Regions from separate parts of the Mus musculus genome. Here region 2 is linked to region 1. The links are chromatin loops, found by intact Hi-C in ENCODE. Cell type or tissue: left cerebral cortex. All regions are shown on one strand.

Region 1 (8,000 bases):
CTGACCTCCATGTGTCTGCATGAAGACGTGCTTGTACATGACAAGCACACATACACAGGGTTTCTATTCCTGCACAAACATGACCAAGAAACAAGTTGGGGAGGAAAGGGTTTATTTGGCTTACACTTCCATACTGCTGTTCATCACTGAAAGAAGTCAGGACTGGAACTCAAGCAGGTCAGGGAGCAGGAGCTGATGCAGAGGCCATGGAGGGATGTTCCTTACTGGCTTGCTTCCCCTGGCTTGCTCAACCTGCTCTCTTATAGAACCAAGACTACCAGCCCAGAAATGGCCCCACCCACAAGGGGCCTTTCCCCCTTGATCACTAATTGAGAAAATGCCTTACAGTTGGATCTCGTGGAGGCATTTCCTCAACTGAAGCTCCTTTCTCTGTGATAACTCCAGCCTGTGTCGAGTTGACACACAAAACCGTCCAGTACACACAGGAAAAATAAAACACTAGGATCTGAAGTTGAGGTCAGCCAACAGATCCAGTTCCATGACAGCCAGAGCTACACAATGAGACCCGGTCTCGAAAAACAAGTCATCCATTTATTAGAGTCTGTTTCTTGGAATAGTTTAATATAGCATACATTTTCCTACTTTGAGTTCCAGGACAGCTAGAGCTACACAGTGAGACCCTGTCTCAAAAAAAAATACATAGATACATACATGCACACACACACACACACACACACACACACACACACACACGCTTAGCAAAGTCTGTGTCTCTCTGGATGTAGCATACATTTCCTGATCCTGCTAATAAGACAGCTCTAGGAAGGCAGGGTTAGAGGCATCCTGAAGCTCATGCCCAGCTCCCACAGTGGTACCTCTTATGCTGCCCGTCACTTTCCTAGAGCTGGGTGCACTTGACCATCCAATGGCTCTGGTCACCATTATGCCAAGCGTGGCCCTACCTTAATATGGTTTTCAGCCCAAGTACAGATTGGTTAACCCTATAAATGTTCTTCTTACCCCACCCCACTCCCAGAGGTTTACAGCTGGTGGTGAGAGCAGAGCCACTGGCTCAGACTTGGGCTGCAACGATGTGTTTCCAGCAGCCCATGCTAGTAGTGCCCAGATCTACAAATGACTGCGGATGAGCACAGCATGAAGAAAACTTAAAATTATCCCCTACTGACAGCCCCCAAAGAGAATCACCTCTGCTGCGGTGCTTGCAAGAGAGGTCAACCCTGGGTGGGCATCAGCCCACCTAAGCCCATCTCTGTCCATATTGGCCCAGTCCTGGTGCCGAGTCTATTAGTGTGAAGCTTGCCATACTGTTTTGCATGTGAGTAAGTCTGAACTCGCTTAGACCCCTGTACACGCTGCCGGGCTCCCTGTTCTCAGGCCAGAGTCCTGAGCTGGGCAAGCCAGGGAATCTCCATCTTAGTTTCCTTTTGAGGTTAGGAAGGGTGCAAGGCTGCAAGGGCAGGAACTTGAGCATGCAGCCCAAGAAGTAGGGACGTGAAGACAGCGTGGACCACTATCTGGGCTTGCTACCAAGCCTGACAACCTGAGGCCAATTCCCAGGAAAGAATGCACTCCAGCAAGTTGTCCCTGGACCTCCCATGGCACATGTGCACACACACACACACACACACACACACACACACACACAACACAATAAAGTTTTCACAACAAATATCTATTTAGATGCAGAGTCAATTTGCAAATTCAAAACAGATCCAGTTAGACTTGTGTCAGCGTTCCATCAAGCTTGGTGCACTTGGACATTGAAGAGGAAAGTGAACACACATTTGAAACATGTCAAGATGGTTGAGGCAGCTTCTACAGAAAACAGGGTGATTGTAAGTTCTGTAAACTCACCGCAGTGTCCAGGTCAGGGGACAAAACTAGCTCTTAGGTGTTTCTTAGCCCTTAAGAAGTTAGTTAGAGTCCAGAACATGGGGTTGGAGCCATAGCAGTTGGCCGAACGCCTGCTTGGTGTGTAGAGAGCCCTGCGTTCAGTCTGCAGCACTGAATGAGCTGGCCATAGTGGTAACCGCTGCCATTCCAGCTGTCTTGATATGGAACAAAGAGGCTCAGAAGTTTGAGACCAGCCTGTTAGAGAAAAGAAAAGAGATTTCCAAAAAAGTTCCTTGTGGGTTTGTTCCCAGTATGTCTCTATGGTAACCTGTTAGTGAAGTTAAGAAGCTCATGGCAAGGCCTGTGTACCGCTTTGAACATTTGGTAGCCATTTTACATTTTTGTTTTTTAGTGTGTGCGTGTGCACACATGTACGCGGGCACATGTATGTCACATGTGTAGGCCAGAGAACAAATGGCAGGAGTTCTCCCCTTCCAGCATGTGGCTTCCAGGGCTTAACTCCATGTCCCCAGGCTTGACAGAAAATGCCTTTGCCCTATGAGCGGGTCCATTTTAAATTTTTGAAAAAGATTTATTTGTCTGGAGAGATGGCTCAGTGGTTAAAAGCTCTGACTGTTCTTCTAGAGGATCTGGGTTTGACTCTTAGCACCCACTGGTAGCTCAACGTCTGTCTGTAACTCCAGTTCCAGGGGATCTGACACCCTCACACAGACATACATGCAGGCAAAACACCAATGAACATAGAAAAATAAATCATTGAAATTTTATTTTTTAAATCTGGTTTTAAAAGTTTTTTGTTTTTTTTTTACTTATGTGCCGTATGTACACATGCATGTGAGTGTCCCCAGAAGCCAGAAGAGAGCGTTAGACCCCTAGGAATTGAAGTTGCAGGCCATTCTGAGCTACCTGATGTGGATGCTGGAAACCAAATCCAGGATTTCACTGCTGAGCCATCTCTCCAGCCCCATTCTGCTTTGTGTTTCAACCTCCGATTCCTAGGAAGATCTAAGATGGGGGAGCATTTGTCCAGTGACCTTAAAAGCCAACAGCAACTTCATATTTGTTCATAGAACATTGTGGGAAGGGGTTTGAGTAGCAACTTGTACCTCCCTGTTTCAAGATATCACTGTACCTTGGTATGGTGGCACACACTATCTTAGCACCCTGGAGGTAGATGCAGGGGTATTGCTACAAGTTCAAGGCCAGCCTTGGCTTTGTTAGAAATATAAGGCCAGCAAATAAGAAAGACCCTGTTTGAGGGTTTTTGTTTTAAAGATATCACTGGATTTGACACCAGAGGAAATAGAATGGCCTGATCGTTAAATCCAGGAACCATCTGAATAGGGTCCTACAGTCACCTGGAATCACCTCATTCATAGTTTACCCCTTGGTAAATGAGGAGGCTTCCGTCCCTCCAGCTCTGTGCCTCTACCCATGAAGTGCCCAGAAAAGCCTCCTTTCCTGGCTTCTGCCCTCAACAATTCTATCTTGCCACTTTAGCAGGGAGGGTCAGTGAATGGAAACAGTTACTTTCATCACCACTGCATACCAGTCCACATCCCCATCAGGCCAAAGAAAGAGGGCAGAAAACCTGCCTTCTAGTTCTGTAGCATTATCTACTCAGAGTGACTCCACACTTTCATCTACCTTAGATCTAAATCTCTTACATTTATGAAACCTTCTAAAAGGATGGGTGCACCTGACTAGCGAGAGGACTTCAGAGCCAGCAAGGTTAGGGAGCCTCTAGGGAAATGGCCCATACCCTAGAATATTCTCTTGGCCTAGACACTTAAGTTATCTGAGATGAGTTGCCGGTTGTCTAGGGTGACCCTGAAGAAGAAAGGGTTAGGACAGGTATGGTGGCATATGCCTTTAATGCCAGAATTTAGGAGGCAGTGGCAGGTGGATCTCTGTGAGCCTGATCTACACTGTAAGTTCCAGGCTAGACAGAGCTATCTAGTGAGACCCTGCCAAAAAACAAAACAAAAACAAAAACAGGGTGGGAGTGTCAGGTTCCCTGACATTCGGAGCAACCCTGTGGTACTCCAGGGTAGGGCAGCAGTAATGCCCTGGTTTCCACAGACCATCCATCCTGGATCCTCCAGGGCCCAGCAATGGTCTTATGGCCGGAACCCTGGAGGAAAACCTGTCACCAGCTTGCCCCCAGGACTCCAGAGTACACTCTGGCATCTCATCTCCAAAGCCTGACTGAGAGAAAGAAAGTGCAGACTGGGCCTCCACCAAGCCTGGAAGTTGAGAGCAGGGTTTAAGCAGCCTCTGTTCTCTTCTGAGAAAATGTCTGTTATTGCACCCAGTCCTGGCTCCTCAGACACTCCCAAGTGTCCTGGAAGTGCAGGACCATGGCCTGGTGTTCTCTGCAGAATCTGGTCTAGACAATACTAATGAGTGGGGTGAAAGTTCAGTTCCCCAGTACTCGGGTCAGCTTCTGATTTCCAACAACTCTCCTTGCTGGAGAGGCAGAGGGGAACGAGCTACTTCTGAGACAGATGCTCTCTGCCCTGCTGCACTGCTGTTTCTCTTCAGTTGGAGAGGAAATTGTACTTCATAAATAAGAGTAGTCTCGAGGTGGGAAGACCCCGGGTCAGGTGGAAGAGGACAAGGGTCACCTCACAGGTCGCCCAGTTGAGAACAAGTTGTCACTGATACTGAGAACTCTGGCAACTGCAGAGCTCCCCCAAGACCACAGCAGGGCAGTGCAGTGCAAGGAAATGGTTTGCAAATCTAAAGTTTAAAGTAGCCAGGAACTCCAAATTTCTTGCATCAGGTCTGGGAGGGTAGACAGGCCATCGGCGGGCCAGAGAGCCCCAGAGCCACACACTTGGGACGGTGTCCAAACTTGTGAACAAGTGGGCAGAGCGTCCTGCGGTGTAGCTGTCTTTAGCGGGCGACGCAGCCCAGCAAGCTGTGGGTCTCCAAGGTGCCCCTCGACCCCTCCCACTCTACCCGAGAGTCCGGACGTGCATTGGACCAGACAGCAAGAGCTCCGCCCAACAGGGACGAGGACAGGAGGCTCCCGTGGTGCTCCGCGGCCACTTCCGGGCCGGGCGCAGGCGCAGGCGCTGGCTGTCATGTTGCGCGCTCTGAACCGCCTGGCGGCGCGGCCGGAGACTCGGCCCCCGACCCCGCTGCTCCTGCCCGTGCGCGGCCGCAAGACCCGCCATGACCCGCCTGCCAAATCCAAGGTCGGACGGGTGCAGACGCCTCCCGCCGTGGACCCTGCGGAATTCTTCGTGTTGACCGAGCGCTACCGACAGTACCGGGAGACCGTGCGCGCTCTCAGGTGCGTGTGCTTGTGCGTGTGGAGGGCAGACGCCCTTCGGGAAGGGCCGGGGCCGAGGGTGGGTGCTGACTCGAAGCCCGTCCTCCCCAGGCTAGAGTTCACGTTGGAGGTGCGAAGGAAATTGCACGAGGCCCGAGCCGGGGTTCTGGCCGAGCGCAAGGCGCAGCAGGCCATCACGGAGCACCGGGAGCTGATGGCCTGGAACCGGGACGAGAACCGGCGAATGCAGGAGCTACGGTGCGAGAGGCCCGGGACTGGGTGGGCTGGGCTAGGCTCATCTGTGGCCCCGCTCACCCTCGGCGTCTTGCCCCTCGCAGGATAGCGAGGTTGCAGCTGGAAGCACAGGCCCAGGAGGTGCAGAAGGCTGAGGCCCAGGCCCAGAGGGCTCAGGAGGAGCAGGCTTGGGTGCAACTGAAAGAGCAAGAAGTGCTCAAGCTGCAGGTGGGCATGCAGGAGGTCATGGGGAATGTGGACATTGGAGACCCCAGCAAGGGAGGCTGGGGGGGGGGGGGGGGGATGACAGCACTGGGCGTCAAGTGACCAGAGTCTTCAGGAGGCTTCTCCATCAGCGCAGAGGGTATGCCTCGCAGGCAATGGTCAGTAAAAGGTTACAGGCTAGTATTGCCTTGTGAAACTTGAAGTCAGGGAAACCGTAAGTGAGAATGGAGCGCTTTTTAACACGTAAGAGGGATTCATGCACTTGAGAGAGTCCACCCACCTCTAATCAGGTTGTCACGATTTGTTCTTGGGTTGTGGCCGAGAGATCTGATGGGTGATTGTCCAAGGAAGAGCAATATGATGGTCGAGGTCACCTAGTACAGTTGTGCTGGACGATTGGTGGGACACTCAAAGAGACCCTGGGTTCTTTTGACACCCGTGGACTAGAGACAGTGCAGGCAGCCAGCTCTGGGAGAGATCCCACAAAGCCAACCTTTCTCTTCCTGTAGGAGGAGGCAAAAAACTTCATCACTCGGGAGAACCTGGAGGCACGGATAGAAGAAGCGTTGGACTCTCCGAAGAGTTACAACTGGGCCGTCACCAAAGAAGGGCAGGTGGTCAGGAACTGAGCACAGAGACTTCTGGGGGCCCAAATAAGCACAGTGCTTGCCTAGGGTCTGTGTACTGGGATAGGAATTGGTACATCCCAGGAGGATGGCTCAGCCGTTTCCAGAGCAACCTCAGTCACTCCAGGCTCGGCACTCACCACCTGACTGGGAACTCCCAGATGTCCCTGTTCTGGCACCACAGACAAACTCAGGGCAGCATTAAACTCTGGGAAGTTCCTATCGCACAGAGGATCGGACTGGACTGTGTCCCCTCTAGAAGCCAAGCTTGTCTTGTAAGTCTCTTGGAGTCGTGTGAGCCAAATGTTTCCTGCTTTTATAAATAAAGTATTGGAGCCCAGTCTTGCCCATTTACTGGCTATAGTTACAGTGCTAATGAAAGAGGAAAGTAGTTACACCAGATGCTAACTTGCTTGTAAAATCAAAGGCGTTTGTCCCTAATTATTTGAGTCTTTAGGTTTCTAGCCAGAAGCAAGTTTCACCTAACTGAGCTATGAGTTAGGTACCTGCTTTGCTCAATCCTGGGATTTTCTGGCTAGGGTCTGGTGTGTCCAAGATCCAGGAAGCAAAAAGGGTGCCCTGTTTCTCCTGATGGCTCTCCAGCAGTGACTTCTGTAACCAGGCCCTGTCCTGATCTATCATATTTTGAACTACTCAGCAGGTGGTAGACTCCCAAGCTAAACCTGCTTCTTCCAGTCAGTTGCTGCCCTTCTGTGTGTGTAAGTGGTAGCCAGAGGGCAGCCTTGGTGTCATTCTTCAGGACTCTCACCTTGGTCTGATTTAAGTTTGTTTTGGTTTTTTTAGTTTATTTTTTACTGTGTTTTATTCTGGCTTTTGAGACAGGTTCTTTCACTGGAACCTGGCACTCACTAATTATACTATCTAGCCAGCCAGCCTCAGAGAATTGATCTGTGTATGCTTGCCCGGCACTGGGATTAGATGCACATGGCTTTTATGTGGTACTAGGGATCAAACCCAGATGTTCATGACTGCAATGTATACATGTTAGTGAATGAGCTGCCTGCCTTTTTGCTTTCATTGTCATAAACATGAATACCATTGACAGTAACTCCAGGCACTCACTCGGAGGAAAAACCATCGTAGCTACTTCTCATACTGCTGAAGGTTTTGGAATCCCTAAGAAATGAAAACCTGGCGGGTGATAGCAGCCTCTTACTCCAGTGAAGAAGCAGGCATTAAGGTGCAGGTGTCGTCCTACACGCAGCCCTCTGACAGCCATAACACCCATTTTAGGGTAGTAGATACTGTCCCTGACTGGGGAACACAGGCCCTGCATTCAAATATCTGAGGTGGACTGATAGGATCATGTCAGGAGCTACCTAGTCCATTCCTGGATCTTTGTTGTCACAGTGAACCCCAGGAACTCTGCTGAATGGGTTGCCACTCCCACTCCTGCCAGGATGTATCTCCCCAGTCACAGCAAAGATACTTAACCGAGACACTGGACCCTTGCCCCTTCATGATCAGTGGGTACTGGGGTGAATGCTGTGGCCATGGCCTTCAGGGCTAGGTTAGTCCGGCAAAACTGAAGGAAGTGGGCTTCAGACGTTCACTTGGTAGAGCGATTGCCTAGCCTGCATAGGCCCTGGGTTCAATCCCCAGGCCTGGTGGGTCAGTGCCTGCTTACTGGAGGTAGAGGGGAGAGGATCAGTAGACTCTCAAGGTCATCCACAGCTACAGGGAGTGTGAGACCAACCTGATTCCTCCTGAGACTCCAGAACTGCCCAAGTACTCATCAGGGAGACTGGACGTGAAGGTGCCCTGCTGCTGGTACTGCA
Region 2 (8,000 bases), 100 kb after region 1:
AGCTGAAATGTCTCTATTTCTAAGCACTTATTCTAGGGTTACAGCTAATTGCACTGAACCAAGATGAAGGAAGTGACGCCCAATAGAACAGGGATTGAGTTAAGAAATGCTGACTTCAAGGACCAAAGCCCAGGCCCAAGACTCCAGTCCTACCACTAAATGTCCTTCCTCCACTGGCTTCATGCTCCTTGTGTGTCTCTAGCTTGGGAGACTTCCGAACGCCTTTAATCCAGCCCTCCCCCAGGCTGGGCCCTCTTACCTGGAATAACAGTTTGACCCACATTCTCATCCCCGTCTTCCCAGGCCACTCGCTGGGCTCGACGCTGGGCCTGTAGACGGCTGCCCAAGTCCCTCCGACGCCGGGGTCTGCTTCCAGTTCTCTGTTCTTCAGACTCCTGGGGCAAAGAGCGGCCTACCTGGCCTGCTCCTGCCCTCTCTTCCTCATTGTGCAGTGGTTCTCCGTCAGCTTTTGGGAGGGAGGAATCATAACACTGTCAAGCAGCCCATCTTCAAGAGAGTGAAGCACAGGATCTTGGGAGTCTCATCCCCCTGCTGAACCACCTCAGACTATTGCTGCCCACAGCACCAAGTCCCAACTTAGGTTTGTCAAGGCCTTTTTTGTACGCACACTTTGGCCTGATGCTCACTTCTCATTTCCTACCTCCTTTGATATCTTCATCTTGAACAGGCGACCTGTGAGGATACTCTCACCCTGAGGTTTACAGATCTCGCTCCATGCCCGCTGCAAGATTACATTTACTTCTTGCTATGTTATGATTTTATAGGGTACGCCAACCAGAGACTACATGTCACAGTCGAGGCTGAATCGTCCCTCCCTGGAAGACTTGTTGGCAATCAGCTTTACCTCAGCTTCTGTCTCTTCTGCCCGTGGGACACAGAGGTGCTCTGAGGTGGCTTATGGGGTCAGGCATCAGAGAGATATATAGAAACTCCTACACTTACGTGAAATGTTAGTAAGGGGGACTGTCAGGTTGTCAGTGCCAGGCCACTTCTAACCCTGGTGGAGGCGAGGCAAAGCAGCATGGGTGCCCTCTTTGGCGGGAGATGCATTCAGTTTCCTAAGGCTGCTTAGCCCTCCTACTCCTAGTAAGCGGAACACACTGGGCAGGATTAGAAAACCGGCAGCCTCTCCTATTGGTGCAGAGTAGAAAGGCAGGCTTGGTTCCTAGGTTGCATCCCCAGCTCTGGGCTCCGCGCTAATTCCGAGTGTGTCCTAAGGCGCGTGCGCAAAGCTCGGGCCAGCGCACAAGCTCCTCGTAAGCACAGGAAAGCTCGTCAGTGCATGCGCACGAGTCGAGGGCCTACCAAAGCCCAGGAACTCTGAAAAACGGATTCCTCCAGCCCTGGGACGGCGGCACCTCCTACCTGCTGCCGCCCGACCCCGGCTGCGAGTCAGGAAGAGGATCAGGCCGATGAGCAAAACTGCCGCCACCAGATACACCCAGGGCCCCACCATGACGACAGACAGCCGGGCAGCGCAGCCAGCGCGCCTGCGGGATCCGGATCGCCAGGCCCCGCCCACTACCGTCCGCCCTGCCCAGCCGCTCGCTGAGCTCCGCCCCCACCCTGGGCTTGACCTGGGCCTCAGTTAACTGAAGAGTCCCTGATGCCACATTTGCTTGCCATCCCAGTGCTCGGGAAGTGGAGACTCGGAGACCAACATTTCAAGGTCGTCTCTGGCTATATGGCAACATGGAGGTCGTCTGCATTTAATGACGCTGACTGCTCTTCCAGTGGGCCAGGGTTCAGTTCGCAGCACCCACATAGTGGCTTACAACCTTCTATTACTTCAATTCCAGGGGACCCAAAACCCTCTTCAGACCCTCTCGAGTGTCAGGCACGCAGGTTATACACAGATATGCATACCTGCGAAACACTCATACACGTCAAATAAGTGTTTAAGAAAAAAAGAAAGAAAAAGGAAGAAAATAGTGGGGCGAGTAAGTAGGGGACTAAGCTGGGGTTGTAGATTAGTAGTAGAGCACTCATGGCCAAGGCCCTTAGTTTAATTTGGAGCACTGAAAAATGCAACGTGTGTACGAATATCTTATTAATACTGCAAGTTAGGCATCCATTGTATTACTTTCTGTAAATGTGGAATGTTTTGTAATTTGTTTCTCAATGTTGATAAACCTAAGGCCTTCCAGGCGTCAGGCAAGCGCTGTTACGGTAAGCTTTATCTCTAGCACCTACGTTCTTTCCGTATATTTGGAGATTTAGATCCATGTTCGGCTGAAGGTTGAGGCTTTGCTGGAATTTTATCGCAGCTGCCCCCCACCTTTAGTTGTTTGGTTTTGTTCTGAGACAGGGTATCTGGTAGCCTAGGCTGGCCTTGGACTTGGTGTATAGTAGATGGTGACTTTAAACTGATCCTTTGCTTCTGCCTCATAAGTGCCTGGATTATATGGGAGTACAGGTGTGCACCCTGATGTCCAGACGCTCCTCCATCTTTTGAGGATGGGTTGTTTTGTTTTAGTTCTTTGAGCTCTCATTATATGGCCCTGCCTGGCCTAGAACTCAATATGTACACAAGGCTGGCCACAAACTTAGAGGGATCTGCTTGCCTCTTCCTTGGTTATAATTAAAGGCATGTGGCACCACAGACCTGCCTGGCTCCTGAATTATTATTATTTTTTTTCCGAGACAGGGTTTCTCTGTGTAGCCCTGGCTGTCCTGGAACTCACTCTGTAGACCAGGCTGACCTCGAACTCAGAAATCCACCTGCCTCTGCCTCCCAAGTGCTGGGATTAAAGGCGTGTGCCACCACACCTGGCTGGCTTCTTAACAAATGTTATTTTATATGTGATATATATATATATATATATATGTATATTAATTACCTGGCCTATATATGTAATATATATGCTTATATGTGATTATATATATATATAAAATCTAGTACCTGTTCTCTCTCTCTCTCTCTCTCTCTATATATATATATATACATATATATATATATATATATATATATATATATATATTTGTGTGTGTTTGTGACTTCTTGGATGTTAAATGCCTCAGCTTCTCTCTCTCTCTCTCTCTCTCTCTCTCTAACCTTTGCTTTAAAAACCTCTACTTCTCCACTTTTCTGAGGATTCCCTTTAACTTCATGAAAGAGAGAGACAAGTGACATGCAGGAAGGGCCATGTTACTCAGCCCAGCCTTTCCCAGCCAACTCTAATGAACCACAGGTCCTCAAAAAATAACACCATCGAGGGGCAGTGAAGAGGACACTATGATCTGTCTCCAAAGACACTGTATACAGCAAAGCTTCTGAATTGTGTAACACGCAATATTAAGGTCACGAGCAAAGATTTGAGGAGAACATAGCTTTGGCTACTCTGTGAGGACAGCTCTAGAGTTTAAGAAAAACTCATTAGTGGGCTGGGTATGTGGCTCAGTGGTACAGTGCTTGCCTAAGTCCCATAAGCCCCTTAAGTAAGTTGCATCTATATAACAATACCCAAGGCTGTACAAGGTTAATAACATTAAGCTAAACAGCCAGGCTTGATTAGGATTCTATTGTTTGTGTGTGTGATTCTGGGGGCCAAACCCAGGACCTTGGTCATGCTATGCAAATGTTCTACCATCAAGCTACATCCCTGACACCATATATAGCCCAGGCTAGCCTTTAATTCATGATCTTCCTGCTTTAATCTCAGTGCTGGGATTATAAATGGCCACACTTCCAGCTAGCACCCTGTACTTTTGTTTTGTTTTTTGTTTTTCGAGACAGGGTTTCTCTGTATAGCCCTGGCTGTCCTGGAACTCACTTTGTAGACCAGGCTGACCTCGAACTCAGAAATCCACCTGCCTCTGCCTCCCGAGTGCTGGGATTAAAGGCGTGCGCCACCATGCTCGGCTTTTTTTTTTTTTTAAGATGTTTTTTATATGTATGAGTGTTTAGCTGCTCGTATGTGCGCTGCATTATATATGCCTAGTGCCTTCAGAAACCAGAAGAGGGCAATGCATTCCCAGGAACTGGAGTTACAGACAACTGAAAACCACCATGTGGTGCTGGGAACACAACTAACTCTGGAAGAGCAGTCATGTACTTAACCGCTTGGCCATCTCTCCAGCTTGAGCTTACAACTTTCAGAGAACCTAGGCTCAGTTCCCAACATCCACACCAGGCAGCTCAAAAGCACTTGTAACTCCAGTTTCAGGGAATGCGACACCCTCTTCTTGAAGGGGCTCATGCACTCACAGGGTAGGGCTAAGAGGGTCACTCATCTTCCTTGGTGTGTTCCCAATGCAAAGGCTGAGGTGACGGAATAGAGAAGGGATAGGGTTAGCTGGGCAAGAAAAAAGGAGTCGAAACACTAGCTATCAAGCCTAACACGTAAAAGACTGCTTGGTTATGCTGTCTTAAGTTCGCAGTGAGGTTCGGATAGACTCCCAGGCTTACAGCCCTTGTCTAAAAGATAGTCTTTCTCAACAGAGTTGGAGGTGCCGGAGGGGCGCCACCACAGCCGACACCCGTCAGGGCGCGGGTTCTTGGCTCCCCGGAGTTGCTTAGCAGAGGATCTGCGCGCTGATAGACCTCTCCACCCCTCAGCGCGTCCCAAGCGCCTCAGACACAGGCTGCGGGATGCTCATCTGCCGCGGCTGCCACCTCCCGGATGTTGGCAGCAGTAGCCGGAGGCAAGCTTCAGGCATCCGATAGGGCCGGAAACCGAGCTACCTACTTCCGCCTCCGGCCGGAAGTACCTTCCCGGCAAAGGGTTACTGGGCATTCTGGACCGTAACCCTCGCTTGCAATGGCTGCGTCTTTGGTCGGGAAGAAGATCGTGTTTGTGACGGGAAACGCCAAGAAGCTGGAGGAGGTGTTGTGGGGTGTGGAGACTGTCTCGGAGGCGGGTGGTGATTGGGCTGCTGGGCTTTCACCAGGGATGCACGGGAGAGAAGGCGGGAAACGAGGCTACGAGTTGTAGCCTCGGGGAGTGTGGGGTTTGCCCCTGGCTGTGTTGAAGGTCTGGGCTTGGGGAGAGACCGCCGTGGAGTGTGGCGCCTTGAGGGTCAGAGGAATTTTTTTTTTATATATATAATCATTATTTTGGAGATAATGACTCGTGTAGTCCAGGCTAGTCTGACCCTGTTGTGTAGCCAGAACTGACTTTATTCTCTTGACCCTCCTGGCTTCCGAATTCTGGGGCTGCACGCATGCTCCACCTCACGAGTTTTTTAGATGAGCTGGTAAAGTCAGCAGGCTATAGGAGCTGGAGTAGTGACATGTGTGACAAAGATAAATTACCCCTGAAGCCCTAGATTTTAAACCTGAGTTCAGACACCTCCCCTCCTGAAAAGCAGTGTGTGTGTGTGGGGGGGGGGTAATGGAGGGATGTTGATCCAAATTGAGTATAGTTCCATCTACCCTTCCATATCTGAGATGTGTAATACCTCATAAGAATCATGGCTGACATGAATGAGGAAAGGCACTTGCCAGTCAAGACTGACCTGAGTTCAATCCCCAGGACACATGGGAAAGCCAGATGTGTGTAGCAGCACACTTCTGTAACTCCTCAAGATGGGAGGGAGAGGCTGAAGAATCCTCAAAGCTTGAAAGCTAGCCAACTTGAGGTACCCATAGCAGCAGAAATGCTGCCTACCAATTCACTGCATTCTTAAACTGAGGACAAAGGGACCTTTAATCCAAGTTACACCAGGCAAATGTTCCTCTTTCTGCCATTTTTTCATGACAACCTGATAATCCAAAACTGGCTATAGTGAACCTTTTATTCTGCTTGCTTTGGGACATAAAGCTAGTCTAAAAGTATGCTTGGCAGCGCTTCCTGAAATGAACACATCTCAGTATGTGTTTTCCAGAATCCCATGCTGTGGTCATCATATCCTCCTCCATCTGCCTCTCTCTAAAGCATGAGGCACTCACAGGCGTTTCTTAGTAGGGTTTGGCACGGTAGCTCTGACAAGGTTTCACTTTCTGGGAGAATAACACTGTTGTGTTATAGATAAAAGTCAGCAGTAGAAAGACTCGGGTTTAAAAAAAAAAAAAAAAGAATCATGGCTGACCACAGTATAACAAAAGGCAGGTTAACAAAAGAAAAATGTGACAAGTTTGTCAAAACTCTACATGCTACAGCTTTTAGAACAAAGACCCAGAGGCTTTATTTAATTTTCTTCTGACTTTGGATCTAACCCAGGACTTAAAGCCAATGATTATCTTCCTCCTTATTCCCTCGTGACAGAGTCTCAAACCTAGAGTGTGCTCTTTGGTGGGGTAGCAAGCTCAAGCAATCCGCCTGTCTCTGCCTCCTCCGGGGCTGAGGTTACAGGTAGCACGACTGTCCCAGACTTTTATGTGGTGCAAGGGACCAGAACTTAGGTCACCGTGCTTGTGTTGGCGAGTGCTCTTCCCATTGAGTCACTACCACAGCACAACATGCCCAGTTAAAAAATTAACTTACTTTATGAGTTTGCATATATGTCTGTGCCTGTGGAGACCTGGAGAGGGCGTTGGATCTGCTGAGACTGGAGTTACAGATGGTTGTGAGCCACCCTGTGGGTGTTAGGAACCAAATTGGGGTTCTCTGTAAGGGCAACAGGTGTCCTTAACCACTGAGCCATCTCTCGAGCCCCATGTCTCCCCTCCCCCATCTCTTGAAAAAGGGACTCTCTACCTGAGTTGGCCTTGAACTTCTGATCTTCCCTCCCTTTAACCTGCCTAGGGACAAGGATTTGGAATGACAGGTGCAGCACTTTCCTGACTGCAACTCAGAAGTTTCCTTCCACCTCCCTGCCCTTAAAAAAGTATTTTAATTATGTTTATGTGTTGGGGGTGGGGCATGGGGCCAGAGAGTGGCTTTAGGAGTTGGTTCTCTTCTTGCACCATGGCTTACTTGACAAGTTCAGGCTTTCAGGCCTGTGAATGCAGTAAGGGCTTTTTACCTGCTGCACCATCTTGATGGCCCCCTCCCTCCTTTCTTTCCAAGATAGGCTCTTGGTGTACCGCCTTGGCTGGCCTTGAACGTACAGTCTTCCTATGGAAATAGAAATAATAGTCTAATGTACAAAAAGAGCAGGACTCGGTGGTACGTGTTTCTAATTTTATCATTCTGGAAGCTGAAATAGGAGGACTTTGAGTTACATAGTGAAAGCTGGTCTCATAAAAGTTGTGTGTGTGTGTTGGGGTGAGGGGCAAAGTGGTAAAGTTCATGCCTTACACCACAGAAACACAAAAATAAACTATATTGAGGTGTAATTTTCAAAACAATAGCTTTGCACACCTGGTTGCTCACCCACTCTAGCCCCTGATTTGTTGTTGTTGTTGTTTTGTTGTTTTGTTGTTTTTTTGAAACAGGATTTCTCTGTATAGTCCTGGCTGTCCTGGAACTCACTCTTTAGACCAGGCTGGCCTTGAATTTTTTTTAAAGATTTACTTATTATTATATGTACGTACACTGTAGCTGTCTTCAAACACACCAGAAGAGGGAGTCAGATCTTGTTACGGATGGTTGTGAGCCACCATGTGGTTGCTGGGATTTGAACTCTGGACCTTCAGAAGAGCAGTCGGGTGCTCTTACCCACTGAGCCATCTCACCAGCCCTATTTTGAATTTTTATTACATATTTTCTTTGTTTACATTTCAAATGTTACCCCCTTTCCTGGTTTCCCCTCCCAAAGCCCCCTATCCCATCCCCCCACCCCCTGCTCACTAACCCACCCACTTTCCTGTCCTGGCAGCCCCCTACACTGGGGCATCGAGCCTTCACGGGACCAAGGCCCTCTCCTCCCATTGATGTCTGACTAGTCCCTGATTTTAATAGGGTTAAAAGTCACTAGGAAGCTACGCAGGATGGCTCGTTCCTGTAATGCTAGTACTGAGCTGAGGGGTGAGTCCCAGGCCAGCCAGTGCTACACAGTTAAAGAAAAGTTCAGTCAGGCATGGGAGCTGCTGCTTCAGCCTGGCTTGCTGTTCCATGGGGAAAGCGGTGAAGGTCAACGGGGGTTAGTGAAAGCAT

What was found. A loop is a pair of places that touch in the nucleus more often than their neighbours do. Peaks named below come from ENCODE experiments on the same cell type or tissue, not always from the same donor. Only the 100,000 strongest peaks of a DNase experiment are listed, where the experiment ranks them.
Region 2: a loop joins it to region 1, with 2.3 times the contacts of the local background. A loop is called at or near these places in 5 of 42 quality-filtered maps.

The regions. Positions count from the first base shown.
Region 1 is chr2:130,558,854-130,566,853 of GRCm38, forward strand. Mrps26 (mitochondrial ribosomal protein S26) reads left to right here and starts at 4,904. Exons shown (of 4, transcript NM_207207.1): 1 at 4,904-5,137; 2 at 5,228-5,374; 3 at 5,455-5,578; 4 at 6,085-6,541. The coding sequence starts at 4,926. The coding sequence ends at 6,204. It overlaps 4930473A02Rik (RIKEN cDNA 4930473A02 gene), which reads right to left and starts at 4,896. Exons shown (of 9, transcript NR_040348.1): 1 at 4,801-4,896; 2 at 1,837-2,070. In left cerebral cortex, CTCF peaks have their summits at 4,534 and 4,969; a DNase peak (open chromatin) is centred at 4,842; H3K4me3 peaks cover 1,970 bases; H3K27ac peaks cover 1,814 bases.
Region 2 is chr2:130,663,089-130,671,088 of GRCm38, forward strand. It overlaps Ddrgk1 (DDRGK domain containing 1), which reads right to left and starts at 1,557. Exons shown (of 9, transcript NM_029832.2): 1 at 1,387-1,557; 2 at 260-466. The coding sequence starts at 1,477. Itpa (inosine triphosphatase (nucleoside triphosphate pyrophosphatase)) reads left to right here and starts at 4,714. Exons shown (of 8, transcript NM_025922.3): 1 at 4,714-4,847. The coding sequence starts at 4,782. In left cerebral cortex, CTCF peaks have their summits at 1,158 and 4,648; DNase peaks (open chromatin) are centred at 1,240, 1,497 and 4,676; H3K4me3 peaks cover 3,032 bases; H3K27ac peaks cover 3,441 bases.